Regions from separate parts of the Homo sapiens genome. Here region 1 is linked to region 2. Evidence: read pairs that join two places in POLR2A ChIA-PET (ENCODE). Cell type or tissue: HepG2. All regions are shown on one strand. Links, peaks and the distances in the headings refer to the core of each region. The heading gives the core; the rest is flanking DNA. Region 1 overlaps SARS1 (seryl-tRNA synthetase 1). Region 2 overlaps ELAPOR1 (endosome-lysosome associated apoptosis and autophagy regulator 1).

What was found. ChIA-PET counts read pairs that join two places held together with the same protein. Peaks named below come from ENCODE experiments on the same cell type or tissue, not always from the same donor. Only the 100,000 strongest peaks of a DNase experiment are listed, where the experiment ranks them.
Region 1: POLR2A ChIA-PET joins it to region 2 with 6 read pairs; 2 of 35 experiments call an interaction of 5 or more read pairs at or near these places.

What each region holds. Positions count from the first base shown.
Region 1 is chr1:109,230,720-109,246,123 of GRCh38, reverse strand. It overlaps SARS1 (seryl-tRNA synthetase 1), which reads right to left. Exons shown (of 11, transcript NM_006513.4): 5 at 15,103-15,246; 6 at 14,338-14,493; 7 at 10,693-10,914; 8 at 10,018-10,147; 9 at 9,576-9,733; 10 at 8,751-8,880; 11 at 7,942-8,393. The coding sequence ends at 8,236. Among named protein-coding and RNA genes, the nearest start is that of CELSR2, 11 kb to the left of the region's middle. RefSeq lists enhancers at 3,130-3,629, 5,288-5,983, 7,924-9,123, 14,816-15,404 and silencers at 4,983-5,277, 6,385-6,799. In HepG2, for the core only: no CTCF peak of the experiment used is centred there; no DNase peak of the experiment used is centred there.
Region 2 is chr1:109,147,857-109,164,332 of GRCh38, reverse strand. ELAPOR1 (endosome-lysosome associated apoptosis and autophagy regulator 1) reads right to left here. Exons shown (of 22, transcript NM_020775.5): 2 at 2,319-2,439. Among named protein-coding and RNA genes, the nearest start is that of ELAPOR1, 42 kb to the right of the region's middle. In HepG2, for the core only: no CTCF peak of the experiment used is centred there; DNase peaks (open chromatin) are centred at 12,992 and 14,202; H3K4me3 peaks cover 2,155 bases.

The DNA of each region.
Region 1 (15,404 bases), core at 7,405-15,404, 83 kb before region 2:
CCTTGTGGGGGCTCTGTTGTTTCTCAGTTCCCCACTTCAGGTCTGTCACAGAGGGGGATACTCAGTCAGGATTTTATGGATTCTTCATGTGGTCACCTCCCCTCCAAACCAGTCTCTGCTCGGCAGTGAAAGTAATTTTTTTTTAAACTAATAAACATTTTTAGGTTTAAAAAATCTCCCCCAGTTTTTTATTTGGGAAAATTTCAAGCCTTCAGAAAAATCAAAAGAATGGTGTAATGGTATAATAAATACCCAGATATTCTCCTGCTAGATTCAACAATTTTTATTTTATTTTTTTCAGACAGGGTCTCACTGTGTTGCCCAGGCTGGAGTGCAATGGTGTGATCATAGCTCACTGCAGCCTTGACTGCTTGAGAACAGCCCCAAGTGATCCTCCCACCTCAGCCTCCTGAGTAGCTAGCTGGGACTACAGGTGCAGGCCACCCATGCCCAGCTTTTTTTTTTTTTTTTTTTTTTTTTTTGAGAGGGGGTCTTGCTGTGTTGCACAGGCTGATCTCAAATCCTGGTCTCAAGTGGGATTACATATGTGAGCCACTGTGCCTGGTGTCTGGATTCAATAATTGTTGACACTCTGCTTTATGTCTCTCAATTTTTGAAGAATGAGAGGAAAATGAGGTGCCTGAGCCCTGGGCCCCTCCGCAGGCAGCTCCTGAGAGTCAGGGAATGCAGTATTTTTTTTTTTTAATTTTTTTTGAGACGGAGTCTTGCTCTGTTGCCCAGGCTGGAGTGCAGTGGCACAATCTCGGCTCACCACAACCTCTGCCTCTCGGGTTCAAGTGATTCTCCTGCCCAGCCTCCCAAGTAGCTGGGATTACAGGCATGCACCACCATGCTCGGCTATTTTTTGTATTTTTAGTAGAGATGGGGTTTCACTATGTTGGCCAGGCTGGTCTCAAACCCTTGACCTTGTGATCCGCCCGCCTCGGCATCCCAAAGTACTGGGATTACAGGTGTGAGCCACTGTGCCTGGCCAGGAATGCAGTTTTGTGGGTAAAGTGAATGAGTTTAGAGCTGCCCTTAGAGTAGCCTAGAGACCCAGCTGGGCTACCAGATGGTGGCTCCAGGTATAAAGAGACATCTGGTCAGCCCTCTCTGCCATCCATCCAGTCATCAATCCATCCATCCATCCATCCATCCATCCATCCTTCCTTCCTCATTTCAGGTATTTATTTTTTGACCAATATTTTCCAAGTGCCTCCCCTTCTTCCCTTTCTTGCACACCCACAGGACTGCTGCTTCGACCAGGAACATGAAGGGGAATTCCTGGTATCATCTAATATCCAGTCCAATCCAAATTCCTTACTGTCTCCCAAAGGTCTTAGACAGCTGCTGCTTTCAAGTTCGTGGATTACATTTGGTCATATGTCACTCTTTTTTTTTTTTTTTTCTCTCTCTCTCTCTCTCTTTCCTTTTTTGTTGACATCGACTGAAGAGTCCAGTTTTCTTATTGAAGTGCCACATTCTGCATTTATCTGATTAAAGGATACCTAATGGTATCCTTCACAGGGTACTATTGCACGGCCTTAGATCTGAGCATGTCATTCCCCTTCTGAAAACCCTGCCGTGGGCCTCTGTTGTACCTTGAATAAAATCCAGCGTCCTTATATTTATCCACAAAGTCCAGTGTGGAGTGGCCCAGCCTCTTCTCACTCCTCCCCTTTCACTCTGTTCTGGACATGCTGGCTTCCTTCCAGCTGTTGAACATGGCAGTCTTAAATGCCCCCACTTTCCTGGCACATATGACAACTTGTAATTAGAGTATTCACTTGGCTAACATCAGTCTTACCCACTGGCAGTGAGCTCCAGGACCAGCGAGAACACATATGTCTTGAATGCCTATCACCTAGCACCTAGCACAGGCCTGACACACACAGTAGGCACGTGGAAAATATTGGTCAAAAAATGAATACATGGGCCAGGCATGGTGGCTCATGCCTGTAATCCCAGCAAATTGGAAGGCCAAGGCAGGTGAATCACTTGAGGTCAGGAGTTTGAGACCAGCCTGGCCAACATGGCAAAACTCTGTCTCTACAAAAAATACAGAAAGTAGCTGGCCGTGGTGGCATGCGCCTATAATCCCAGCTACTTGGGAGGCTGAGACGTGAGAATCACTTGAACCCAGGAGGCAGAGGTTGCAGTGAACCGAGATCATTCCACTGCACTCCAGCCTGGGTGACAGAACAAGACTGTCTTAAAAAAAAAAAAAGATAAAAGATAAAATGAATACATGAATGGAGGATGGATGGATGGATGGAAGAGAGGGGTGACCACATGTCCCTTTATGCCTGGAGCCACCATCTGGTAGGCCAGTTGGGTCTCTAGGCTGTTTTAAGGGCAGCCCTGAACTCATTCACTTTAACCACAAAACTGCATTCCCCATGCCTGCTGCAGCCAGGGGTAGAGGTTTTGATGTCCCAGCCCTGTGAGATAGACCTTCTTTGGCGCTTGTTAAAAGATGATATTGGATGCTTTATCCTAGTGATAGGTTCCACCCACAGTGCCAGTGTTCTTTGTCAAGGGTGGCTTAATAGGCCCAGCATTCCATAAAGATGTAAAGCCATCTAAGATCCAGCTGAAAATACTGCCTCTGACCACCGGGCAGGAAGAGATGGAACCTGGGGCTGAGCTTCGAGCGGCAAATCCCTAAGCACCCTCTGAATAACGTGGCTGTTCAGGCTGTCAGAGCAGGCCAAGGAAGGAGGCCCTGTCTGGCCAGAGCCATGCTCCAGCCACGGTGGTAGGTGGCTAAGTGTGAGAGGTACACAGATGAGCTATGTCCCCAAGGGACAGCCAGTCCCTTGGACAGAGACAAAAGCTGTCACAGAGCAATAGTCACTAATATTTTTGTGTGGGGGTGGAGGAGTTAGGGAGGGCTTTTTAAAGAAGGTGGCATTTGGCCGGGCACAGTGGCTCGTGCCTATAATCCCAGCACTTTGGGAGGCCTAGATGGGCGGATCGCCTGAGGTCGGAAGTTTGAGACCAGCCTGACCAACATGGAGAAACCCCGTCTCTGCTAAAAATATAAAATTAGCCAGGTGTGATGGCGTATGCCTGTAATCTCAGCTACTTGGGAGGCTGAGGCAGGAGAATCGCTTGAACCCAGGAGGCGGAGGCTGCGGTGAGCCGAGATCGCACCATTGCACTCCAGGCTGGGCAACAAGAGTGAAACTCCATCTCAAAAAAAAAAAAAAAAAAAGAAAGTGGCATTTGAGCTATCTTGAAGAGGAAGGAAGAATTCCACTAATAGGCAGGAGGAAAAGGCATCCAGGCAGGGGGAACAGTGTGAGCAAGCGTGGAGAGGTGCAACACACGGTCAGTGCCAGGAAACAGGAGGAAACAAGGGGGCGGTGAGAATAAGGAGCAGAGAGCCGCTAATCTGAACTGGGGGCACATTTTGATGAGCTGGGGCTCCAGCTGAGAAGTCTGGACCTTATAAGTTGAGGGGAACCATCTGAAGTGTTTTGGCAGGGGAGGAATGATCATGGCTGTGCCATCTGGCAGGCTAATCTGGCACAGTGAGGAGGCTGCGCCGGAAGAAGGGACTGAGGTCCAGCAGACTAGCAAGGAGGCCGCTGTAATAGTCCAGGAGGAGGAGGGCTGTGCTGGGGCCAGGGAGCAGGCTGTCAAGGGGGCAGACCTGAGTGATGAAGACTCAATGGCGCTGCGAAACAGACTGGCCCCTGGAGATGAAGAGGAGGGAGTTGTCCAGGGTGAGTCTCAGGTGTGTGTTGGGGTGCCTGAATACTAAGAGGAGATGCCCAATGTGTATGCTGGGGGTGGGTGGAGATGCTCAGATGAGAGAGAATGGATTTGAGAGCCCTGCATGTGGAGGTCACAGAGCAGCAGGGAAAGCGGAGGTGGAGGCCAGCATTAGGGTCAGGTGCCATCTCCTGACCCTGCCCACATCTCCAGCCTCCAGTCAGTATCGCCCTTACTTCATGCTTCAGCCATTCAGGCCTTCTTCCTGTCCCCTCGTGCAGTTCCCTCTGGAACAGTTCACCTTCCCTCTGAGGGGAATGGGGTGAAGGAGGGCCAGGAATGTTAATGAGGTAACAGAGCCTGCAAGTGTCCACTGTTCATTCATCTTTGAGGGAGAGGAGCCAGATGGGATCGCAATTTGACAGGAGCGGCAGGAGTGCAGGATGGCTGTTTTCAGATGGGGAATATGTTAGCAGGTCGGGACTGAGGGGAAGTGGGGCGGGAGGTTCAGCAGAGAGCTAGCTCAAGAACAAGGACTCAGGGGAAGCAGGATGGTGGCGAGTTCCAGGGCACAAGTAGATAAGACCTGGTTTTGGAGAAGGAGTAAAAAAAAAAAAAAGGTTTTCTCTGAGACAAGATGGAAGGAGGCAAGGATGAAGCGTATTCCAAATGGGAGCTTAATTCTTCAATTTCTTCAGGTTTAAAAACCACTTGTCCCAGAAGGTCACACCGTCTTATCAGCAATTTACACCCCAATGAAAATAAACTCCCAGACCATTTTGACAGCAGGTTTGTGTAGGGGGAAGGGAACCAAGTCCCATGGAGGGACAGGGACCAATCTCCAAAATGCAGGGCTTGTGAACCAGCCAGTCAGAGCAGCAGAAGAGGACCCGCCCCTCCGTAACAAGAGGTTCTCTCGGAGGTGGCTGGGACACCCTACCTCCGCCGGAAGGTCCCAGAGAGGTAAAGACCTGGAGTTCAGGGCTTCTTTCCTGGCAGATGGATGGGGAGCTGCACATTGCTGGGTTTCTGCAACATGAACCTGCCTGCAGCACCCCCACCCCACCCCCATGGGGAGGGCTTTTTTAATTTTTATTTTTTTGAGACAGAGTCTCACTCTGTCACCCAGGCTGGAGTGCAGTGGCACAATCTCGGCTCACTGCAACCTATGCCTCCTGGGTTCAAGCGATCCTCCTGCCTCAGCCTCCTGAGTAGCTGGGATTACAGGTGCGCACCACCATGCTCGCCTAATTTTTGGTATTTTTAGTAGAATCAGAGTTTCACCATGTTAACCAGGCTGGTCTCGAACTCCTGACCTCAGGCGATCCGCCCTCCTAGGCCTCCCAAAGCGCTGGGATTACAGGTTGGCCCCGCCGGAGAGGGCTCTTAAAAGGGCAATGTCAGAGGCCGAGGCATCAGCCCCACCAGGACCTGGCCAAGTCCAGGCTGCAAGGAAGCACTCCCCTTTTGTACCTGGGAAGAGCTGCTGGGGAACCCCATGTTGGGAGGTAACTGGGAGAGCGGGGCAGGCCCCTCATCCCGGCACAGGCTCCGACACGCAGTACATTTGTCTGGCGCCCATCCCAGCTCTGCCTGTCAGACTCATCCTGGGAGTGCAGCCAGGGCCGCCCCCGCCGCGTACCCCCTGGGGAAGGATGGGGACTCGGGGAGAGGAGGCATTCTCAGGACCTGGGGTAAACCGGAAAAGCTTCAGGGGAGGAAAAGCAGGACAGACGGCTAGGAGAATGTTGGTTCCCAGGAGTGAGGTTTCAGTGTTTGGCTAATGAGCTGCCCTGCCCAGCCTGGACTGTGAGCGCAGGCAGGTCCCTCGGCCTTACGTTGGGTCCCCAGTTACCAGCCTCTTTAGAGTTTCTAGAAGTCTGGCTTATGGTTGTCTCTCTTGGTGGAGAGGCCAGACTGTTGGTCCCAGTGTTTCCTCACTCCCTGCCTAAAGCACCCAGACCTGCATCTTGGGCCCTGAATACCTGGGTGTGGGAACCCAGGGTTGGTGAGGGACCCAGGGCTCTGACTCACTCCACTAGGCCTCTGGAGGGTGTTTGCTAACTGAGGTAACCTGGGTAGCTGAGGTTGGAGATGGGGCAGGTCAAGGTGCCAGAGATGAGGGCATCAGGCGTGGGATGCGGAGGCAACTACCAGGGTGGAGTCAAGGCTATTGGGCCTGTTCCCAACTGCTCGGCTTCCAGGTGGGTCGGCCCCTCCTAAATGAAGCTTGCATCAGCCCCATCCCACTGCCTCAGGGAGGGAGAGTGTCTGGTTTTCCCTCTCTGAAGGAAGGCGAACCACACCTTTCCCAACAGTTATTTGTGAGCAGGAACTGTGTTACCTTCTTTCTGTAAACCCTGCTCCTAATGGTGCCTGGCACAAGGTAAGCACTCGGTGACCGTGTGTGCCCTCCTGCTGTTGTGCTCTTGGGTATGACCTGTGGGGAGGGACCTCAGCCACAGTCATCCTTGCCTTCACTACCATTGACTTCCTCTCCTCTGGCTTCTGGAAGCATGGGGTCCCTTATAGTTACTTTCTGCTAACAAGCCAGTTTGTCCATACAGCCATCTTCCTAGCCAGGCTCCTACACCAGTCCCTACACGGGCAGGAGGAAGGCTGGCAGGGAAAGCTGGGCTGCCCAAGGCAGGAGGGTCTCTCTGCACAAAGCAGCTGAGAGTCCAGGCAGCCAGCTCCAGCAGGTAAGTCAGCTGGGTCCTCAGGGACTCAAAGCCCCAGCTTCTGCCCTCCCACAGAGCTCTCAGGGCCATGGCAAAAAGCAGAGCCTCCTACTGGTAGGAAGGTGACAGGCACCAGGAGCCTAAGCAGGTAGGCGTGGGGAGTGGTGCAGGCAGCTGTAGGGACTTCTAAGACAGAGCTAAGGCAGAGCAGGGGCGTTCAGGGCCCTGTGAGAGTTCCCAGTGGGCTTCTGGAATGGTATAGGGGGTGGGGCAAAACTAGCCTCCTGCACACTGTGTACGCTGCCTTTCTTCAAACCAAATAGTTGAGGCCACAGGAAATGTGAGTTTCTGGTCCTTCTGAATTACAAATGGGAGCAGCTTGCTCTTTGTCCCCTTGTCCCGGCTTTGTTATCCCAGAGCTGGGGCAATGGGCTACGGCCCAGGCGGGTCTGCCTGTGGGCCCCCAGCTGGCATAGCCAGGCAAGACAAGAGAGCCACTGTCACCCCTTCACGCACCTACCTCAGTTTTGACAGGGTTTCCAGCAGCAAGATTAATAGGATCAATCTCAAGCCCCCAGTGGAAAATGGAGCACATGGCCCCTTTCCTTGGTACTATGCTCCAGCAGGCCCAAGTCGCTGCTCAGGGACTAAGGAAGCTGAGGTGAGATAAAGGCTCCTAAGTGACAGCCCAGTTCACATTCCAGCTCTCAACCTCCCAAAGAAACATAAAGCACTGCCGAGGAGTCAGGACTTCCGACCTCCATCAGGCCACGTTGTCTCATCTCCCTTACCGTCCTTGTATTTCTGTCTTCCAAAGGATGGAATAAGCATAATCATATAATCATGTCCCCACCCTACCTTCTGGGACCATCACAAAGATAAAAGAGATCATCTATAGGGAGTATTTTAACCTCCTAGGAGAGAGGCACTAAACTAACAGAAGCTGTTATTAAAGTAAAGGGTTTGTAGATTGCAGATGAAAGGCAGCAGGTAAATAAACAGCCTGAACATCAGCCTCCCCTGAGAAAGGAACTGGCTATTAGGGCAACAGTGGGAGCTCCACAAAGGGGCTACAACATTTTCTCCTCTCCTCTGCCCTGCTGGCTATCCCAATCCTTTGGAGGTGCAGCAGCAAGTTGGTATGCAGTTGGTCTCCCCATGTGGGGATGGCTGTAACGAGAGAAACTGCTGTTAATAAGTCCCCAACCCATGCTAGGCATAGAAGCTAGGGGCTCTTCTGGATTAAATACAGCCTCTCGCTTTCCACAGAGTCCTTTGTAGGGAACAGAAGTGCTAAGAGGCTTTTAAAACAGTTCTGGTCTCTAAGCTAGTCCTACCTCAATGATTTCAAGCAGGAATATATTTGTAAAGGAGGATCCTGGCCCTTGCCCTGCAAGCTTTTGTGATTCAGACTCCATCTTCCACCTTCCCCTTGAGCTTTTTCTAAGTGTACCCCTCCCTTCGCTTACCTGTTCAAAGGCTCTGTGACTTGCTAACTGGAGGGAGCAGCCTAATTTGGAAGGAAAAGCAGAAGTGTATATCAGGGAGAACCTCAGAGGCGGGGTTCAAGCCCGGGGAAGAAGACTGAGGAAGAGTCCTAAGCCCTCCCCAGAGATGCTTTATTACATGGTTTCATCAGTCATCAATGATGGGTCCCTATGCCCATGCGAGGAGACAGGAACATCTGTGTGGTACATGGCACTGTTCCCCTCTCAGCTACGCAGTCAGATGGGGGCAGGGGGATGAATGGGTGCTTGGCTTCCCTGCTGTTGGGCAGGCTCTGAGATCTCAGCAGACAGAAATGAAAGCCTGGCAAATAGGGAGGCAGGAATGTTCAAGCATCGGTGACCTCCATGTTCTGCAGCCTGTTTTCTAGGGTGACGTCTCTTGCTGCTGCTTTCTTTTTGCTGCCCTCATGTTGCTTCTTCTGCTTCTTTGATGGCTCCTGCTCAATGGGCGCAGGCTTCACAAAGGGGATCAGTTCTTGCAGTCCTGGGAGGGAAGAGCCAACCAAATGACCTGTTGTTTCTCAGTGAGTCAAAGCCCTAAGACCTCTGGGGAGAATTCAACAAGACAATGATCCCTTTGAACAGAGGGGTCCCTTTGATAGGCACTGGTTTCCTTTATTCTTTTCTTCCCTAGTCTGAATTTTAGCAGCATTTCAACATCATACCTGCACTGGCTACTTTCTCAACCAGGCCCCCTGCCCTGCCCAGCCCGAGAGGGCAGACAGAGTTTCAGGGGCTGTGTCTGAACAAAAAAACCTGGTATATCCTGAAAGGGGACTGCTATTTAGAAGAGTGTGAAGACAGAAAAGAGGAGAACGATGAGATGAGCTGGGAGTTTTACCTGGCGGCATGAACTCCTTCAATTTCTCAGGCACAGTGATGCCCTTCTCTGTCTGGTAGTTCTCCAGGATGGCGCAGATGGTACGGGTAGTGGCGCACATGGTAGCATTGAGCATATGGACAAACTCCACCTGGGAAGACAGGGTCCCAGAGGGGAAGTCGGGCTCAACTCTCATCGGGTCTTACTGACGGCCAGGAACCATCCATTCAACCAGACTTCCCCAACCACAACTGTCCAAATCAAAATGATGGGTTCTACCCCTTAGCAACTTTTTTCTAAATTTGAATTATTTGGTATTTATTGCCTATTAGATAACTGCAGAAAGATCCCTCATGTTTCGATGAGTGACAAGTGGTAGCTTCTGGTATTCTGAGAGTTGGGCCCTTTGAGGGAAGGAAGAAACTACTATTGTGGCCTTTCCTTTTCACCCCTTTCAAGCACCTGACTTGGAAAAGAGTAGGGCCTGAAAATTGGGTTTGAAGAGAGCAGCTTACAACCCAGACCTTCTTGGGTGAGAAGAGGGAAGCCTCCAACTTGTTCTGTGTAGATAAATGGAGATTATTCTTTCTCTGGAGTTAAGAAAAACAAAGCCAGAAAGAGAAAAGCTAGAATTACCTTATAGAAGAGAGCTAGATTCAGGTTTCTAGCTAAAAGAACTCAGTCCTGACTCAGTAGAAGGCATTTTCAGATTCCCTTTTTGGTCTAGATTGAGAAGCTCAGATTTTCCCATGATGCTGGGGACCAGTGCACCCCAAAGGCTGAGAAATAATTCGGACGGGCCGTGTACTGAAGACTCTGCTTCCCACCTCCCTGGGGGCCATCTACCTTGTCCATCATCTTCTTGGTTTGCCCATATCGGATTCGAAGCCGGCGAGCCTGGTAATCCGTGCAATTAGAACAGGAGACCAACTCACGGAAGGCTCCTGAGCCCGGAAACCAGGCCTCCAGGTCAAGCTTCTTACTGGCAGCATGATTCAAAGAACCTGTAAGGAAAAACCCCTAGAATTCATGAAGGAGGGATGGTATTTCAGAAGGCTAACCTTTAGCAAGCCTGAAGAATTCTTTAATTCATGTCCTGTCTCCAGAGGTGAAATCACACCCAGATATTCTTAACACCAAATACTCCCAAGTGAGAAGAGTGTAATATTTTAATTAATGTGGGCAATGAGTTGAATTGTGAGCTGTTTCTCTGTGTGGCAGCTCAGCTGGTAAGGGTGGCGTCTGGGATTACAGGAAAGGGAGGCTGAGAAGAGGCTGGGTCCCATACCTGAGACAATATTCACAATGTGGTAAGGAATCCCCAGGGACTGGTAGAACTCCTCTGCGGTGGTAATCATCTCTTCAAACATCTCCCATGACTTGTTGTCATGGGGTGATGAGTACACAAACTGTTCAATCTGCAGAGAGGGACCCAAGGAAACGGTGACAGCGGTATAGGGTGAATAAAGGACTGAAGTGGGAGACATCCTTGCCATGAAGACCTGTTTCCACACCACTGGGAGGCAGGCAAGTCTGGGCCCCCAGCAACTGGGACTGGACCACAAGAGCAAATGCTTATGGTGCGAGCTTCCCGTATGCATGCCAGCCCCTGTTCTGAGTGCTTTACATATAGTGACTGGGATAATCCTCACAATAGGCCACAATAGGCCTGGTGAGGCAGGCACTGTTACTGTTATCCTCCTCATACAAAGGCAGAAATGGAGCACTGGGGGCTTATGCATTATGCCCAATGTTACACAGCTGGTGAGTGGTAAAGCCGCAGCCTGGTTTCAGGGTCCATAATCCACGCCACTCCACCATGCACTTCCCCAGAAACACAGAGGTAAGCAATGAGAGGAAAAGCTGGAGCCAGGATGGGCCTCAGCAACACAGATCCTATCTCTCATCTAACCATTCTGGAGACAGAGAAAGTTCCACTCCTTACCCTGACCCATCTACTCACCTTCTCAAACTGATGGACTCGGAAGATGCCACGGGTGTCACGGCCATGGGAGCCCACCTCCTGACGGAAGCAGGTAGACAGGCCAGCATACTTGATGGGCAGGTCCTCCGGCCGGAGCCACTCATCCCGGTGCAGGGCAGCAATGGGCTGCTCTGAGGTGGCAATCAGGTACTTCTCATCATAGGAGTTGTCATCAGACTTTTCACTGCCTTTGCCAATCACCTGTGGAAGGAAGGAGCTATACCAGTTAAGAGGAAGTGGGGAGGACCTTGGCTAGAATAAGAAACCACAAGAAAGAGATCAATAATAGTGCAGGAAAAATTTCCTTTAATCCCTGCCTGGGAGTGGGGAGAGAATACTAAAAAGATAAAGGAATGGGTCAGTCCAAAATGGGGTCCCTGACAGAGATCAAAGAAATGTAAATTAAGAGGAAAGAATATTTTCCACTTATCTTTTTTTTGCTTTTGAGACAGAGCCTCACTCTGCTGCCCAGACTGGAGTGCAGTGGCACAATCTCGGCTCACTGCAACCTCCACCTCCCAGGTTCAAGCGACTCTCCCACCTCAGCCTCCTGAGTAGCTGGGATTACAGGCACGCGCCACCACGCTCAGCTAATTTTTGTATTGTTAGTAGAGACAAGGTTTCACCATGTTGGCCAAGCTGATCTCGAACTCCTGACCTCAGGTGATCCACCTGCCTCAGCCTCCCAAAGTGCTGGGGTTACAGGCGTGAGCCACTGTGCCCAGCTATTTTCCACTTATCTAATACAGAAAACTCATCCATGATGAATAATGGTCAATGCTGGCAGGTATGCAATAAACCTGTGCTGGTAGCCACATACATTAATCCTTGTGAGACGTTTACTAAACACCAATGTGGAGCAAAAAGGGACACCAGTCTCTGCTTTCTTGGTGCTTACAGGTTAGTGGTTATGATCCTTAAAGAATATACTTTGCTGTTCAACTGAAGAAAATAATGCAAAAAAAAAAAAGTTCAGACAGGACAAAGTTCACTGTAACATTATTTATGTAATATTATACAACCATAAAAATGAAGACCATGCAGTAACACAGAAAAATACTTTTGATATAATGATACATAAAAAGGTGGCCAGGCACGGTGGCTCATGCCTGTAATCCCAGCACTTTGGGAGGCCTAGGCAGGCAGATCACTTGAGGTCAGGAGTTCAAGACCAGCCTGGACAACTTGGTGAAACCCCGTCTCTACTAAACATACAAAAATTAGCCAGGTGTGGCCAGGCGTAATGGCTCATGCCTGTAATCCTAGCACTTTGGGAGGCCAAGGCGGGTGGTTCACCTGAGGTCAGGAGCTCGAGACCAGCCTGGCCAACATGACAAAACCCCATCTCTACTAAAAATACAAAAAAAAAAAAAATTAGTCGGGCATGGTGGTGGATGCCTGTAGTCCCAGCTACTCAACAGGCTGAGGCAGGATAATCCCTTGAACTCGGTGCGTAGAGGTTGCAATGAGCCGAGATCATGCCACTTCACTTTAGCCTGGGTGAAAGAGTGAGATACCGTCTCAAAAAAAAAAAAAAAAAAAAAAAAATTAGCCAGGTGTGGTGGCGACGCCTGTAATCCCAGCTACTCGGGAGGCTGAGGCATGAGAATCACTTGAACCCAGGAGGCAGAGGTTGCAGTGAGCCAAGATCGTGCCACTGCACTCCAGCCTGGGTAACAGAGTGAGACTCTGTCTCAAAAAATGAATAAATAAATAAAAATAAAAATTAAAAATAATGCTAAGTTAAAAGGCAATTTATGTACATGGCAATTATAAGTATGTGAAAACAACATATATATGAAAAAAATCCCAACATGAATATTTTAAGATGACAATTGTTATATTAGGTCAATGGGAAAGCAGATAATTCCCTCTGCCATTTCTAAATTTTGTTATGTAGCAGCATTTTAATTAAAAAAAAAAAAAGTAAGGAAGAAAGGTTCCCCTGGATCAGTGTTTAGAGGCCTGGAAAACTACCTTGCTACCTGGCAGTAGGAATTTAGCCACTGTGGGGCCATTCACATACAACATACGAAAGCTCTAGGGCTGTGCAGCCTAATATGGTATAGCCAGCCACACATGACTATTTAAATTAAATTGGGCTGGGCATAGTGGCTCACACCTGTAATCCCAACAGTTTGGAAGGCTGAGGCGGATGGATTGTTTGAGCCCAGGAGTTTGAAATCAGTTTGGGCAACATAGTGAGACCCTGTCTCTACATAGGAAATTAATTAAAAAAAAAAAATTAAATTAAATTAAAATTTAGTTCCTCGGTTGCATCAGCCACGTTTTCAGTGCTCAAGTCACATATGGCTGATGGTTGCCATGCTGGATCATGCAGACTTAGAACATTTCCATCAGTGCAGAAAGTTCTATTAGGCAGCGATATATTCATTCTTACAGAACTGAGGTTTTTATCAGACAAGAAGTGCCAGCCAAAATTCTTCACTATGAAACCTGTGATTCTTCCTGCCTGTGGGTCCAAGAAGCGTCTGGATAAGAGACGGAGATTGCAGGACTCAGAGAGCACCAGCTACCTAACAGTTTCCATAATACTCCACATAGGTTTCTCCCTACTGTTACCTGCAGCGGATATTTCTAATGTTCTGTTAGTGATTATCTAATCTTAGGGGTTGAAATTAGAAAAAGAAAGAAAAGGTAAAACAGGTTTTAGCGAGTAAAGGAACACATTCCTCCCTTCATTAAAAGAAAGAAGAGAGGAGGTCAAGGTTATACTGATGCTCAGGGTTTAGGGAGAGCACTTTGTTTCCCAGTGCGTCTTGAATGAAAACTTAACTTTTACCTCATCAACAGAAACAATGGAAAGATCGTTCTAATTATTGAACTATCTCCCTATATAAATTAGATGAGTCCAACAGCAGTTGTCTAACTCTACCTCCACTGTCTGGAGAGGAAATAAGCCAGTAGGAACTAAGTCCCTATTTCTGACAGAAGAGTTGAAAGGGAGGGACAAATGAATAGTAGACACTGCTGCATTGGACAGCTGTTAGCAGAGACGCTCTAGAAATCTTGAGTGCTGAACACAGAGTGGGGTGCTGTTATTGGTGTTAGAGCCAGTTGATCAGAATGACCTTCTGAACCTTGACTTGAATTGTCTGGCTCTCCCTGACATGGTCCATGGTTGAGAAGGAGCCACAAACTGGAAGCCACCTCCATCCCAAGGCAAGTATGTCTCACCCTGTGGAAGCTTCCAGTCTGGGGTTAGGAGTGGGAGGACATGGGAAGCAGGCTAGGAGATCAGTGCCACCACTGTAATTTCCTTTTGTCCAAGCACCCAAGGAATGGGCTTCTTTTCTAAGCTCATGGTGTTCAAGTATGCTTGATTTAGATACATCATACAGATTACCCAGGGAAAGGTAAAAGAGGCTCTGCAGCTGCACTGTCTAATATGGCAGTCATTAGCTACATGTTTAAGTTAAAATTAATTAAAATAAAAAATGTGCTTCCTCCATTGCACCACCCACATTTTAAGTGCTCAAGAGTCACAGAGAGAGAACGTTTCCATCATCGCAGAAAGTCCTATTGGACAGCACCACTCTGCATCACTGAAGTTAAGCTACATAACTTAAGAAGTCATTCTGTCACCTGACCCAGGCTACTCACCTTATAAAGTTCTTCATCAAACTGGCTGAGCTGTGCCACCTCCTGCATGACCTCCTTCCTCATGAAAAAGGGGGTATAAATGGGAATGTAGCCCCGACTTCCCAAGGTGCGAAGGGCATACTGGATGAGAGCCTGTTCCAGGAACACCAGGACCCCCTAGAGGAGCAGAGACACAGTACTATGTGATTGGGTCTTGTCACCATCATGTTCAGCTAGAACTGACACCTAAAGGCACCTGGGCCAAGAGAACAGGACTACCGAGGGGCAAGCAGGAGGCCAAGAAAAGACCACAGATCCCAGCAACTGACATTCTGAACCTTGAGATTCGTTCTGAACACTGAAGCCCAGCAAATCATCCAGGCACACCGTTAAGAGAATTATCCTGATGTTCTCAAAGCACTTTGGGCCTACACAAACCACAGAGCTTATGACAGTGGATTTTGATTCTTTGTTACTTGTCTGACTGTCCAATTATACTGAGCTACTTAAAGGCAGAGACTGTTCTGATTCAGTCAGCAAAACAGACATTCATTATGGAGGACCACTTAGTGGCTTTTGTTCTACGGAATCCTGATAAGCCCTCTCTTGCTTTAGAAAGAGAATTGCATCTAATTGCCAATACATTTGCAGAAAGGCAAGTACAACTGGTAGATCTGTGGGCCTCTTTAAACAGATTATGTTTCTCTACAAAAAAAAAAAAAAATATATATATATATATTTTGTTTCTTTTTCATAATCCTATCCTCACTGGTTCCCAGCTCTTACCTTCAAGAAGTACCCTCGACTCCCAGCCACCACGGCCCCCTTTTCGCCTTCAAAGCCATCTACCATCACCACCAGGTCCACATGAGAGTACTTCTTCCTGACTGTACAATCACCCCAAATCCTCTCTACTTTGTTGTCCACATCCTAAGGAAACAGAGCAAGAAAGAGACATACAAGACATATGATTTTATTATTTTTAAATTATTTTTTTTTTTTGGAGACAGGGTCTTACGCCGTCATCCAGGCTGGAGTGCAATGGCACAATCTTGGCTCACTGCAGCCTCAACCTTCCAGGCTCCAGT
Region 2 (16,476 bases), core at 8,477-16,476:
TAAAAAAATTTTTTTTTCAGCAGTGATATTCCTTGCTATGTGTCATTCTATTTGTATGGAACGGCCAAAAGAGGTGAAGCCATAGAGACAGAAAGTAGATTTGTGGTTGCCAGGGGCTGTGGGGAGGGGCCTGGGGAGAGATTGCTAATAATATGAGGTTTCTTTTTAGGATGATTAAAATGTGAAATGAGAGTGATGATGGTTGCTGTGAATATTCTAAAAACCACTGAATTTTATCCTTAAAGGAATGAATTTCATGGCATATAAATTATATACCAATAAAGCTGTTATAAAAAAAATAGATCTAGGGCCACGGATGCTCTGCCTTGCTGTGGGACTTTGGGCTTGTTCCTGGCACTCGTTTCCTTTGGAGAGGTGCCCTGACCATTCTGAGAGCTCTCTGGTGAAGAAGATGCCAAGGTCTCTTGTGCTGACCCCTCTGAATGACACATGGCCCTTCAGCCTTGAATTTCTCCCTTGAGCCTCTGGCCTCTGCCTTTCTGGTTGTACTGCCACCATGCTAGGTGGAATTCTCATGACCTGTTAACTCAATCATTGCAATATCCTCCTAACTAGTTCCCTATTCTTATTTTTGCTCATTCTGTGGTCAGAGGTACCTTTCTAAAACAGATGTGATCAGGCACAGTGGCTCATACCTGTAAACCCAACACTTTGAGAGACCAAGGCAGGAGGATCACTTGAGCCCAGGAGTTTGAGGCCAACCTGGGCAACACAGTGAGACCCTGTCACTACCAAAAAAAAAAATGTTTAAATTAGCTGGGAGTGGTCGCGTGTGCCTGTAATCCTAGCTACTCAAAAGGCTGAGGTGGGAAAATTACTTGAGCCCAGGAGGTCGAGGCTACAGAGCTATGATTGCACCTCTGTACTTCAGCCTAGGAAACAGAGTGAGACCTTGTCTTTAAAAAAATAAAAAGTAAAACACGTATGTACTATTATTCTCCTTATTTTAAAAATAAACAGGCACTCCCTTTTGGTTCTAGAATTATGCTCTTGGCCTGGCATTCAAAGTTTTCCACGATTTCCCTGCAGCCTAACTTCCCAGCTTGACCTCCCACTACAAATCTTTTTTCACCTCAACTCCATCCATCACCTTCTCTGTGTTGCCTCTACCCTGGACCACAAGCTCTTCCTCAAATGTGTCACTCTTCATCCACGTCTAAACTTTTGCTCAAGTGGCCCTCCCAGCTATGCCTGATCCCTAAATATTCGTAACTCTCATTCTTTCTCATATCATATATGTCTGCCACCCACTAGGCTCTGCGCTCCTCTGGGGATGGCTGGCTCAGTGACTGGCACAGACTGGGAGCTTCATGAATGTTTCTGAAACAATGAGTGAATGAATGAATGTCTGCACTTTCCACCACCCTAAGCTTCTGAAAGCAGAGAGTGTGCCTTATTTGTCTTTGCAGTTCACACTGCATGTGCACATCATGGTGCTAACACATAGTGGGACTCACTGAAGTCAGCAGAGTTCAATGAAGATGGCTCATTTGTTTCCACTAGTCACACCTCAGTTCTGCTCAGGTCTCAGCAATATCCAGTCATTAATTTAACAAGTATTTATTTGCTCACTTACTCAACCAGGCACTGTACTAAGCTGATTTTAGAATTTAAATATCTTCAAACTCCTTTCCAACTCTTCAGATAATTCCTTAAATCTAGTGCCTGGTTTTTCTTGTTATTCCCTTTGCATTCCTAAAAGAATAATGCAGGGGAAACAGCTGCCAATTGTAGAAAAGTTGTGACTGCAGAGTCACAGAGGCGGGTGCTGGGGCTGCGGCAAGCCACTGCCTTTCCTATTGCACAATCAGACCCACAGTCAAGAAGATTCTTGTCTCCTGAAGTGATGCCTGGAGCATTTTAAAGGACGTCTCTGCAGAAACTTAGCCTCTCTGACTTCCTTTTTAAGAATGAAAGCAAATCTCAATCTTGCCTAATGACTGATTGTGGCTGGTGAGTGAGTGTAGATTGGAGAGACATACAAGGCAAAAATGAAAATGTATGCAAACAGAAAAGAATATCTGAGTGCACACAGCTGGCATTGCTTATGCTGTATCCACTGATGGGATTTAAATTCCTTTAAAAAATGAAAGCAAATTCAGATATCCAGTTTGCATTCATGAAATACTTCTGCACCAAATCTCATAAGGGTCTGGGATGTGGGGACTAATTGGGGAAAAGATCTGATTCCTTAATGCAGCTGCTCTGCCAGGAAGGGCCCAGATTGGATGGCAGGAGACTTGGGGGAGAGACCAAAGCTGAGTGACAGGGAGGCCCTGAGCAGGATAGCTGCTTACAGCACTCGGTGCCCTTGATGGGGTCAGGCAGGCTGGTGCACAGGCCCGGGGTATGCGGCACGGCGACCCTCCACCTGGAACCCGTGCTGTCACACGCCGTGTACTCATAGTGGTACTCAGACTGCAGGGGAGAGAACAGTGGGCGAAATGTGCATTAGCAGTGATCAAACATTAACAGCTTCCCACCCACTTCCCAGCACCATGGCTACTGATGCTCATCCTCTCAGAAATGGGCCCTGGGACCCCGGGCAGGGAGCTGATGATTATGAACCGAGTACAAGAACTACAATGATTTGGATCATTCCCTTCCACCCAGCCATGGTCTAGTCCCTAGAAATCATTTTTGTGTGTGACTCTCTTTGTTGTTATGTTTAAGTAGTGTCCTTATGGAGCAGAGGAACGTGGGAAAGGTAACTAAGGAACAGGCTAGAAATAGGTGGAATTTTTCTTATTCCAAAGTGTAGAATTTATGAACGAGGACATTCTAAATGGAAGGATGTTCTAAATGGAAGCCTTAGTCCACAAAAAATTTACAAAGGCTCCTCACAGAAGTGGTATGTATTTCTATTTCCCTGTGTTTCTTTTTTTTTTTTTTTTTTTTTTTTGAGACGGAGTCTCGCTCTGTCGCCCAGGCTGGAGTGCAGTGGGATGATCTTGGCTCACCGTAACCTCCGCCTCCTGGGTTCAAGCGATTCTCCTGCCTCAGCCTCCCGAGTAGCTGGGACTACAGGCGAGTGCCACCACGCCAGGCTAATTTTTGTATTTTTAGTAGAGACGGGGTTTCACCATGTTAGCCATGCTGGTCTCAAACTCCTGACTTTGTGATCCACCTGCCTTGGCCTCCCAAAATGCTGGGATTACAGGCATGAGCCACCACGCCTGGCCCTATTTCCCTGTGTTTCTTATGCTCCTTTCCACTCAGAAAGACTATGAATTCCCAATTGCATTTTATGAAAATATATTTGGCCGAGGCAGGTGATGTGCTCTCACTTGAGCCTGTTCATCCCTAATTTGTCTGTGCAATGGGAAACTCATAGTTTAATTGTTTTACCTGAGCTAAAAATAAATGGAATAACAACAAAACAACCAAATCAAGCATTAAGTAAAACAACAACAACAAACAGTTCCACTCAGAACAAAGAAAACACAATTGATGTGCCAAATGCCCTTAAGCGTTTCTTCCTCCTTTAAATCTGGTAATAAACAACAGACCATGGAATTAGTGATGATTTTGGCTCTGACAAGTATTTTACAATCTACACTTACCTAAAACTATATTCAAGCCCAGAGGTATTTTGTATTACTGTATGCATAAGAAAAATAGAATTAATGTCCCCCTTTAACCCACGTGATAGCCTGATTGCATAACATGTATAACGTCAAGGAGCTAAGACAAAAAATACAAGTTTTGAAGTTTGCTAATCTAATAATGCGTCAGGATCAAAAGGAATAAGCTTTATTTTTGGGGATAGGTAAACACACTGCATTTCATCTATTCCAAGATGCACGCTTTTTCCACATCTAACATCTATGAAATCAAGACGTGTCTTAAAATTGACACAGTAAGGAAGAATTGTGTTATGTTTTAAGGGATAGAGAGCTTTTTCTTTCTTGATGACACATTAAAAAAATGGTGTCTTAGAAGCAGTGGCATTTCAGACTTGTTGCAATATGGTAAAGATGTAGTTTCTTTTCTTTTTTTTTTTTTTAGACAGTCTCTTGCTCTGTCACCCAGGCTGGAGTGCGGTGGCGTGATGATGGCTCACTGTAATCTTGACTTCCTGGGCTCAAGTGATCCTCCCACCTCAGCTTCCCAAGTAGCTGAGACTACAGGAGCCACTACATGCAACACCATGCCCAGCCAATAGATTAACTCTTGACCAGAATCTTTGGCTTTGGATGTAGATGTCAATGTCATCTAGGAAAGAAAGAACATCAGGATGGGAATTCTTTGTGCCCTCTCTGGGTCTATTTTTCCCAATAATTCTTGTCTTTTCCTCATCTCAGACTCTGAGGACAAATAGGGCAACTATACATATATGATGTCAATCCACTTCTTAAAATGATACTCTCAAAAGGGTTTTGCTGCAAGAATGAGGGGTAAAATCCACTGTGTATAAATTAAATGGAGAATTGAGTGAGCAAGGCAGAAAGGACTGTGTGGTGCTTCTGAACATATTCATGCTGGTCTTTTGTGTAGTGTGTTCACAGTTCCCAAATACCATCTCGTTTCATCTTCACGACTCCCTATAAGGCAAGTAGACCAGGGGTTGTTTCCTTCATTGTACAGATGAGAAAATGACTCTCAGTGGTGTGATAGCTTGTCCAAAGTCATGCAGCCGATAAGTCACTGAGCTAGAAACCAGGCCTTCCCACCAGGAATCCTCCTCCACCCTTATAGACTCTGACCAAACACAGACTCACACAGGGCCAAATTTAACAGCCAAATCTAAAAATTAAACATGACAGTGTTGGTTGTGTGCCAGCAGCCAGGCTCACTTCTGAGGCCCAAGAATTGGTGTTAAAATATCTAATCTGTTCGAAGATCATCTCAGTTCATTCTGACTGCATTGGCCTCTTAGAGGCACATGGGCCAAATCCATTACTTTTCATCGTCTTTCATTTGATGTCCCCTGGGTCTCACTCAGGTGGGAGGTTTGCTGAGGAAATGGTGGTTCCAAGCCTAAGAAAATTTCCCTTTCAATATATGCTCATTTACTTCATGCCACTTGGGGATATTAATTCAAGGTGGCTGGTTCTAATACACCTGTTTCAAATCTGAACTACACTTTGAGATCACACCATTCAAGACATAAGCTTAGGGCGGGGCACGGTGGCTCACGCTGTAATCCCAGCACTTTGGGAGGCCAAGGTGGGTGGATCACCTGAGGTCAGGAGTTTGAGACCAGCCTGACCAACATGGTGAAACTCTGTCTCTACTAAAAATACAAAAATTAGGTGTGGTGGCACGCGCCTGTAATCCCAGCTACTCAGGAGGCTGAGGCAAGAGAATCGCTTGAACCTGGGAGTGGGGGCAGAGGTTGCTGTGAGCCAAGATCACGCCACTTTACTCCAGCCTGGGCAAAAAAAGCAAGACTCCGTCTAAAAAAAAAAAAAAAAAAAGACATAAGCTTAGAGAGAGTTAAACCAGGGATAGAACTGGCAGGACTCCTCAATTATATTCAGCGTTCTGCAAACACATCAATTCCCTGACAGTTTACTCAGTGATCTGTTACTCAGTTTACTCAGTGATCTGTCTGAAAGTATATAATTTGCATAAAGTGCAGGTCTACAAAGGAGCACATAAACACGTTCAGTATATACATCCAGCACGTAACTCCTTCCCCCTCCCTGTGCACAATTCTATGACGCACACCCAAATTACACTGCTAAATGGGACACAGCAGGCAGTGGGTGCTGCCTGTTCATCAGAAAAACAAAGGAAGGGTTTAGAAATGAGAGGGTGGGGAACTGTAGTTAGCGCATCCTTCCGTAGCGTCACCCAGCCATGTAATACTCCTGGGCACATGAGAAGGAAGAGGAAAAAAACCCTGAAACTGGAATATGCTTTGCCTGTATTGACTGATCTGTCGGTAACACTGATCTTTCAGTTCTAGAAGAATTCACTCAGACTCACAATATTTTTAGTCCTTACTGTCTAGGTATTGAATGGACTGCTGAAATGACCAAAAAAAAAAAAAAAAAGAAAACTGTCAAGTCAGGATGGTATCTGGATGGAAATCTGTCCTTCCTTCTACCTTCCCACCACTTGCTTTCAAAATAGTATCTGTTACTTTTAAAAATGATTATCAAAGTAACAGTTTAGAGGCCAGACGCAGTGGCTCACACCTGTAATTCTGGCACTTTGGGAGGTCAAGGTGGGCGAATTACTTGAGGTCTGGAGTTTGAGACCAGCCTGGCCATCATGGTGAAACCCCGTCTCTACTAAACATACAAAAATTAATCGGTCGTGGTGGCATGTGCCTGTAGTTCCAGCCACTCAGCAGGCCAAGGTGGGAGGATGACCTGAGCCTGGGAGGTTGAGGCTGCAGTGAGCCGTGATTGTACCACTACATTCCAGCCCAGATGACAGAGTGAGACCCTGTCTCAAATAAAAAAAGGAACTGTTTATAGACTAGAGATTGGAGGTAATCTATGGGTTAGATGCTAGAGCTGTACTTCATTACCATCCACTGTGGAAGATGAATAAGGTTTAAGCTGGTTAGCTGATGACAGAGATGTGGTCCACAATTCAGGTGGAGGAGAGTCCTAGGGACTGGGTTAGCCTCTTTCATGTGCCCTAAGTAAATAGGCAAATTAGAAGTGATCCCACCGCCCCTTCCCACATGGTGCTTGACTTCCCTAAGCCATAGCTGCCTCATTGAAAAATGGGGATATACAAACTCCTGCATCATAGAGGGGCTGGGCTGCTGTATAGTTATGCAGGCTATTCATAAGGTTACCTAGCTCAGGGCATGAGTGGAGGGTGAAATCTAGCTCAAGTCTTGCATGCTAGGTGGTATGCCCTATTCAGGTGTTGCATCTGCCCAGAGAGGGAGTGCCTTTTCCCCATGTGCGATAGGGCCCTCTGTGAGCATGATTAAGATGATGTAGGTCAAGCACATCACACAGTAGGTTTTCCAATCTCCAAAACAATTCAATGGTAAATTATTTTACCATTTTACAGATGGGAAAATTGAGTCATTGAGAGGCAAAGTCACTTGCTCAAAGCCACACAGCCAGGAACTGCCAAACCAGGATTGGACCCAGGCTATCTGAGTCCAGAATCTGTTTTCAAGGCTGCCGGTGTTTGAGAGCAGCCTGTGTAGGCTCCTGTCACACTTACATACTGTGTCTGGGGCACAGCACTGGCTTTCAAGCTGCTAAAAACTGCAAGGAAAGCCAAGTAGATAAAAAATTTTGCAAACAAGGCCCAAGGGGAAGGGACCCAAGTCCAAAGCTGTGTGCAATGGGAAGGCGGAAAGGCATTTTGTACCTTGTTGGAGGTTCAACAAAGACATCTATTGTTTGTGCCTGCCCAGTGTCCACCCCCCTTCTTCTGAGAGAAGCACCTCTCTGGGAGGAACTATTGCCTCCTTATTACATACAGAGTCTTGATGGGATTGTCAAGTGAGGTGGCCCACCTTCCTCTGCCATGGATGGACACATGACCCACACGAGGCCAATCAGATGCTCTTTGCTGATAAGTGGAAGATGGGATGAGGGGGATGAAGACATTTAGCCACTGAGCAGGGACCTCAAGTGGGTGGGAACTGAGGGAGGGATGGGGCAGGAAAGTGGGGCAGCGGGGGATAAGGCCCCTCCTTACTTCCCAGTTCTACCTAGGGCTGGCCTTGGTGCCCCCCAACCAAACTCCACAGAATAAAAACATAAAAATCATGCCAAGTGAAATAAGCCAGTCATAAAGACAAATGCTGTATGATTCTACTTATACAAGGTACATAGTAGTCAAATTCATAGAGACAGAAAGAATGGTGTCTGTCAGGGGCTAGAGGAGCAGGATGGGGACTTACTGTTTGATGAGTACAGCATTTCAATTTTGTAAGACAGTTCTGTGGATAATGACGATGGTGGTGCCGATGGTAGCACAACAGTGTGAATGTACTTCATGCCACTGAACCGTAGACTTAAAAATGGTTAAGCTGGTAAATTTCATTATGTGTATTTTACCACAATTTTATTTTTTTTTTAAATAGGTGATACCACAGATCCTAGAGAACATGCCTAACCTCTGAGTTATTCTATTGAGTACTCTAGAAGGTAAAAGTCTGATGATCTGATAGTCTAAATTTGAGAAATATCTCCAAAATAAAAAATATTTTTATAAAATATAAATCTATATATATTTAGAGATGGTGTCTTACTCTGTTGCCCAGGCTTGAGTGCAGTGGTGCAATCACAGCTCACTGCAGCCTCAACCTCCCAGGCTCAAGTGATTCTCCCTCCTCAGCCTCTTGAGTAGCTGGGACTACAGGTGTGCACCACTGTATCTGGCTAATTAAAAAAATTTTTTTGCAGAGATGGGGTCTTGCTATGTGGCTAAGACTGGTCTTGAACTCCTGGACTCAAGCAATCCTTCCACTTTGGCCTCACAAAGTGCTGGAATTACAAGTGTGAGTCACCACACCCGTCCAAAAATATTTTAATCACCATCCAAATGATTGGCCAAACTCAGAAATACAAAGAGGGAGGAGTGGAAGGCAGCAGGCAGAGTGCACATTGTAGCAGTGTCACTGGACATACCCGGGCTGTGGTGTTCCCTCACGCTTATTTGTTCACTATTGACAGCTTTCAAAAACATTGCATTGCAGTTGTGCAAATAAATATTAAGTGCTAATTTTTGTTCAAACATTCTGTTCTTTTAGAATTAAAATGTTTAAATGTCTCAGAATATATTTTATTTTTTATTTTATTATAAAATATAAAATGTTTATATAGCTCAGGAACAATATCTCAGAAGACATTGTTAACTTGGAATATGTCTGTTCTTCTACATTCTAAGAAAATGATGTTCACGGCCGGGCTTGGTGGCTCACGCCTGTAATCCCAGCACTTTGGGAGGCCAAGGCGAGTGGATCACGAGGTCAGGAGATCGAGACCATCCTGGCTAACACGGTGAAACCCCGTCTCTATTAAAAAAACAGAAAAAAATTAGCCGGGCGTGATGGTGGGTGCCTGTAGTCCCAGCTACTCAGGAGGCTGAGGCAGGAGAATGGCGTGAACCCGGGAGGCGGAGCTTGCAGTGAGCAGAGATGCGCCACTGCACTCTAGCCTGGGCCACAGAGTGAGCCTCCGTCTCAAAAAAATATATATATATAATGATGTTCACTCATCCCACATTCAACAAGCACGTACTGAGGGCCTGTTATGTGCTAGGTTCTGGTGAAGCAGTGGTGTTTAAAACCTGTTGATTTCTAGAGCTTTTATGTGTATGTGGTGGGGAGTGTGCTAGCAAGGATGGGACGGGGAGGAGATATAAACACACATAAACACACATCCCAAAGAGGTTTAGTTGCCATTGCAAGCTGTTGCTTGCCCCCATTTCTCCGGAGCAGGGTCTTGGTGTCTAAGGACTGTGGCAAAGACAGTAACACATCTCTAACTCCGATCTGACTAACCATTAAACCACATCATTTCTCTTCCAAGTGATGGTGGTTTGAAAGCCAGGACAAGCCAGCTCCCCCAGACATTTACCCTAGTTGCTTCGAAATAACCCCTGCAACAGCAGAGCTAAGAAGACACGGATGACTGGTCAGAACACTCCAAGGGAGAAGCACAAGGTGACCAGGTGGCAGTGAGGTCTACTGTTCTACCAGCCTTCTTCTTCCTGCCAGGGCACTTCTCCAGCCCAGCTGGCCAATGATGACTGCAACGGATGGCCCAGACTGTCTGGAAAGCCCCTCAAATGGGGCCTCCAGGGATTAACAATGGGCACTCCCCAGGCTGCGAAGGTCCTCAGGGGATACGAGGGCTAGTGGTGAAGTAAAACAAACAGTCTCTGAGACGAGGAACAAAAGACCTTGGTGGTCATTCGATTCATTCTACCCTCAGTCTCCTCATCTGTAAAATGAGACAGTTGAACTTCTAAGATTAGACAACTTCTAAGATTCCTTCCAGTTCCAAGAACTTATTATTTTGTACGGGTACTGATATGGAAATCTGTCCTTACTTCCATCTTTTTCCCCTTTTCTTTTTTTTTTTTTTTTTTTTTTGAGACGGAGTTTCGCTCTTGTTGCCCAGGCTGGAGTGCAGTGGTGCAATCTTGGCTCACTGCAACCTCCGCCTCCCAGGTTCAAGCAATTCTCCTGCCTCAACCTCCCGAGTAGCTGGGATTACAGGCATGCACCACCATGCCCAGCTAATTTTGTATTTTTAGTAGAGACGGGGTTTCTCCATGTTGGTCAGGCTGATCTCAAACTCCCGACCTCAGGTGATCCGCCCGCCTCGGCCTCCCAAACTGCTGGGATTACAGGCATGAGCCACAGCACCCGGCCCCTTTTCTTTCAAAATAGCACATCTTAGTTAAAAATAATTATCAAAGTAATACCTGTTAAATGCAGGAAAGATGAAAATACAGACTAGAATAAAAAAGAAAATAAAAATCTGGGCCGGGCACAGTGGTTCACGCCTGTAATCGAGGTGAGGAGTTCCAGACCAGCCTGGCCAACATGGTGAAACCCCGTCTCTACTAAAAAATACAAAAATTAGCCTGGCATGGTGGCAGGCACCTGTAATCCCAAACAGGAGAATCGCTTGAACCCAGGAGGCAGAGGTTGCAGTGAACCGAGACCGCACCATTGCACTCCAGCCTGGGCAACAGAGCGAGACTCTGTCTCAAAACAAAACAAAACAAAACAAAACAAAACAAAACAAAACACCTGCCACAAGTCCACCAAACAGAGATAACTACTTTTAACATTTTGCTGTATTTCTTTCCAGATTCTGATTCTATACATGCATGTACACATGCAAATGAAGATCATATGGTATATAGTTTTGTTTTCTGACTTTTTTCCATTTAATTTTAGGTCAAAAGCACTTTCCCATGTCCTTAATGGCCGCATCACAGTTTCTTTCACCATTCCCCTATTGTTGGACCTGGAGTTGTGTTCCATTTTTCCTTATTTTAAATAATATTGCAATGACACTTTCTTTGTATCTCTAATTATTTCCTTTAGATAAATTCCCAGAAGTGGAATTACTAGGTTAAAGAGTATGAGTTTCTTTGAGATTGTTGATCAAGAGATTTCTAAGAGAAAACAGACATCCCTAAGTCTTTTCTTCCACTTTTACTTTTTGATGTGGTAAATTTATAAAACCTATTATGGCAAATTTGAAATACATTATTTCAAATATATATTAAAAAAACAAAACAGTGCAATGAGCCCCATCTCATTGCCCAACTTCAATACTCACCAATTTCTGCCGTTCTTTATCTATCTCTACCCCACTACATCTGCCTCCACCTGCTCCTCCCCACATGAGACTGTCATTTTTCATTTTTCGTGGTCCTTTTTTTCTTTCTTTTTTTTTTTTTTTTTGGAGACAGGGTCTAACTCCACCACCCAGGCTGGAGTGCAGTGGTGTGATCTCGGCTCACTGCAACTGCAGCCTTGAACTCCCGAACTCAGGCCATCCTCTCACCTCAGCCTCCCGAATAGCTGGGATTACAGGCATGCACCACCATGCCTGGCTAATTTTTTTGTATTTTTAATAGAGATGGGGTTTTGCCATGTTGCCCAGGCTGGTCTTGAACTCCTGAGCTCAAAGCGATCTGCCTGCCTCAGCCTCCCAAAGTGCTGGGATTCAGGTGTGAACCACCATGCCGGCCTCATGGTCCTTTTTTAAAAGGTAAAATTTATATACATTGAAATGAACAAATATTAACTCCACAATTTTGATAAATGGCTATATTTGAGTAAAACATTAACAGGGCTAAGAATAACTACCCAAAGACTATTGGGAAAAAGGGAACAACTTCCCTACCTCCCCTACCTCCCAGAGAGAAAAGACAGAGCCAAGCAGGTGTCTCACATTCTGAGTCTAAAAACCACTGCTGCATAAAGTCACAAGTAGGAAAGGAAGCAGAAGATCAACATGACTTGGGTTTGTCTTGGCTGGGACAGGATCTGTGTCAAGAAACAGGTTCTTAAGTAAACCTGGGTTTTGTCTGGAGCCAACTTTAGACTGGATGCCTTGGGGTCTGGAGGAGGCCACTTCTTCCCTTGTTCCCAAAGGATCTGCTTTCAGAAGAGAAGTTTCTCTTCTCCTCTCATAGTCCCTAAAAAGCAGATTCTTCGGGGAGAATGTCAAAATTAGCAGCGGGGCGCAGTGGCTCACGCCTGTAATCCCAACACTTTGGGAGGCCAGGGCAGAAGGATTGCTTGAGGCCAGGAGTTCAAGACCAGCCTGGGCAATATGGCAAAACCCTGCTCTACAAAAAAATATAAAAATTAGCTAGGTGTGGTGGCACGTGCCTGTAGTCCCAGCTACCTGAGAGGCTGAGGTGGAAGGATTGATTGAGCCTGGGAAGTGGAGGCTGCAGTGAGCCGTGATCATGCCACTGTACTCCAGCCTGGGTGGCAGAGTGAGACACTGCCTCAAAAAAAAAAAAAAAAAAAGGATGAGGCTGGGGTCGCCAGGCAAATGCCCTGGAGCTGGGTATAGCAGAGTCAATAGGTAGTTGTTGACTTAGTTACAAATGCTTCTTTGCCTGGAAAGTACCTGACCCAGACCAGAACAGATTCCATTAATCAACCCCAAATTAATGGAAGCTCTGTGTTACTTCTGACAAACTCTAAAAGTTCCCTGACTGTTAGGGAGAGACTAGCCCTTTGCTGGGAAGTACCAATGAATTCCACTTAGCATAGGAACATGGAAAACCATGGAGAAATGTCAGAATTTGGAACATGAGTTCCCCAGATGAGACTTTCTCTCAGGCCCAGCCCTTGCGGGTGTTTTGTGAACTCCTGGTTTCTGTACTTTTTGCTTCAGAGTTCCTCTGCTCAGGCTTTGGGTGGATGGACTGGTTGAGGCTCAGGGGCACTGCGACCTCACTGTGTCCCATTGTGAAGAGGAGGGCTGAGGGAAGAGGACGTTTCCCATTGTTCTCCAGCTGGTCACACTGAAGCCTGGGAAAGGCAGCTGGGCTCCTCCCTCCCTCCCTCCTCCCACTCCCTTAGGACTGCTGACTCAATAGGGCCTGGGTGCACCAGCTCTAGACCTCTGAGGCCTATGTTTGTCTGATCAAAACTGCCTGGAGATCATGTTAAAAACACACATTCCTGGCCTCTACCACCAAGATCCTGATTCTCTAGCTCTTCTTCTCCTTCCTCCCCTTTTCAAAACTCATTCTTCTGTGCTCCAAGCCTTAAATATTTACCCCATTTGAAAGTAAATCACATAAACAAATATCCCACAAGACAGGGGTCCTTAACCTATGGCCCATGGATCATTGCCCATATACGGCCAGATGCAGAATTTCAGATATGTGCATTTTTCTGGGCAGTGGGTCCATTGTATGACTTCAGATCCTCTAAGGAGTCTATTATCCCCCTCCTCCTCCCTACACAGGAAAACATTGCCACCTGCCATCATGTATCAGTAATTTTAAAATAGCTTAATATTTTATCAAACCAAGGCTGTTTACTTTTTAACAGGGTGGCTGCAATACTTTAACCCACTGATTTTCAAATTATGCTCCAGAGTCTAGGGTTTTAGAAGAAAGCCAGCCCCTTCGAAGGGGGAAGTAGAGAGTCCCCCATTAATGGAGCAATATTTTAAAATATCTTTTTCTTGTTCATGCTTCTAAGTTAAAATTTTGTTTGAACCAAAAATTTCACACACCAAAAATGTTAGGATGCCAGAGTCTTGACTTGAACGAGTTGCTAAAGGTAAAACTGCAGACACCGAGGCAGACGCATAGGGTCAAGGGTGACTTTAGTCATCCCACGTAATTAGTTGCTTCCTCTGCCTACAATTAAGACCTCCTCTCCCCCAGAGCAAGCACCAGACCCAGCAGCAGTCGAAGAAGCAAATGGACCCCAGTCCTGCCGGCCTTTGCTGGCCGTCCTCAATCCCTGGACCGTCGCCTAGCAACACAGTGCTGGGGTGCAGGGGCTCCCAGTCTACAGGAGTCTGGGGGAACCCTGGCCTTACACTGCCCTTTCTTTCAGCATTGCTCTATTCTACTCTGGCTTTCCAGCTTCTATTTTGATCATAAACCGCAGAGACAGCAACTGGTCCCCCTGGCAGGGCCTACCCCACTGGCTTAGCTATGGACATATCACACAAAGCAGACAGTGGCCTCCACACGGACCTGGGGTAGTTTGTATCACCACGCTCTGGGCCAGGCAGGACCTTGACCACGTTGTCCAGTCTGTGAGTAATTTAAGCTGCCTGTCTATTTTAGGCTGAACCTTGGCATGAGGGTTCTTGGAAAACACTGACCAGTCCCGTGAGGGAGACAGGACTGCGGCAGTAATAACAGCCACCCTAGTGAGCACCTCTAAGCATCCATGTGCCAGGCTCGGGGCCCGGCACTGTACCTGCATCTTCTTCCCCTTTAGCCCTCACAAAAGCCTCCTGAAGTGTTGCCAATATTATCCCTTCCACCTCGAGCTCCCTGTTGACAATAGCAATTGGCTCCCCCCTCTCAACGATCCATTGATCCTTCAAATCTGGGATGACTTTGAATTTTTTTCCATAGCACTTACCACCTTCAAACACACACTTTATACCTTTACTATTTGCTGTGTTTATTGTCTATTTCTGCCCCGTCCCCATTCCAGATCAAATGTAAGTGTCTTCAGAACACAGATCTTTGTTTTTATCCATGGATGTGGCCCAGACACCCAGAACAGCACCTGACATAGTAGCTTTCAATAAGTATTTGTTGAATGACTGAATGGTGGGCCAGGGTGTGGCCCTAGAACAGCTCGGGAGCTGTGCGGGTGCTGGGATTACAGCCAAAAGGTCTAGACCCTGCTTTTATCCTGCCACCCCATGCTGCATGACCGGGGACAGTCATTCAATCTCCCTTGTCTATAAACAGGGAGGGTAACACCCTGCTAAGATGATTAAATAGTTCAGTAGCTCTCCCCCACAAAACTGAGTAACACTGATTTCTCTGGATGATTAGGGCATTATGTTTAGGCAAGCTCTTTGTAAACTGGTTAAAAAAAAAAAAGCTACTGCTCTAACCCTGCCTGAAGAGGGTTTATGAGGGAGCACCCACGTGTTCTCCCAGCTGAGAGAAAGGAGCCCCGCTGACATTTCTGGCCTAGATGTGATAATCCTCAGCAGTTAGCCCCTCCTCAGTTTCCCCTGTCATGTTTACTGCCTGCCCGACGCGCCCTCTTCTCTAATCCCAGTCTTCTCATACATATGGAGCAACACCTGTCCTTTTTCCACTTTTTCTCCCCTAGCAACTCCCCAGAGCTAATCTCTCCAAGAGAAACCCTGGTCGCTGACATTTATGACAGTCTGTAACTGCGGCCAGTCCCTCAGGTGCAGAGGGTTTTTCAGTACTGGTTGTAAATATCCCTAGGATTGAAATGGCTTTGTCACCAAGAAACAAAATGTCCCTTTATAAATTCCAATCTCTTTCTAGTAGGAAAGAATATAGCACACACATCTGTCTACAAGGCAGGGCTTTATGAAGTTATATTCTGAAGATGTGCTTCTATCACTTTTTAATGAGACCAAAATGTTCTATTAAATGTTTTTCACCTGAGCTTTTAATCATACATGTCAGAACCAGGCAATCTAGGTTGTGGCCTATGCAAAACTCTCCAAGGACATTGCTTGTTTGGATATGTTAGCTGTCTGTGATGGAGAGAACCTGGCGGACAGAATTCTAGCCTGGAGAACCAGTTCAACAGACAGGGCTTCTGTAACTCTACTGGAGCAAATAGATATGAGCAGCTGCAATACTCAATCTCCTATAGCACTGTTTCTCCAAATGGAGTCCTTAGAACCCTGAGAGTTCCCATATGTGTTCTCAAGAGTCCTCAAAATAATATTCTCCAAGATAATTTTTTAAAATAATAGACTTGGCTGGGCACAGTGGCTCACGCCTGTAATCCTAGCACTTTGGGAGGCTGAGGTGGGCGGATCACCTGAGGTCAGGAGTTCAAGACCAGCCTGGCCAACATGGTGAAACCCCGTCTCTACTGAAAGTACAAAAATTAACCAGGCGTGGTGGTGGGTGCCTGTAATCCCAGCTACTCGGGGGACTGAGGCAGGAGAATCGCTTGAACCTGGGAGGCGGAGGTTGCAGTGAGCCAAGATTGCGCCACTGCACTCCAGCCTGTGTGACAGAATGAGACTCCATGTCAAAAAAATAATAATAAAATAGGCCAGGTGCGGTGGCTCACGCCTGTAATCCCAGCACTTTGGGAGGCCGAGGCGGGTGGATCACGAGGTCAGGAGATCGAGACCATCCTGGCTAACACAGTGAAACCCCATCTCTACTAAAAATACAAAAAAAAAAAAAATTAGCCGGGCGTGGTGGCGGGCACCTGTAGTCCCAGCTACTTGGGAGCCTGAGGTAGGAGAATGGCGTGAACCCAGGAGGCAGAGCTTGCAGTGAGACGAGATGGTGCCACTGAACTCCAGCCTGGGCAACAGAGCAAGA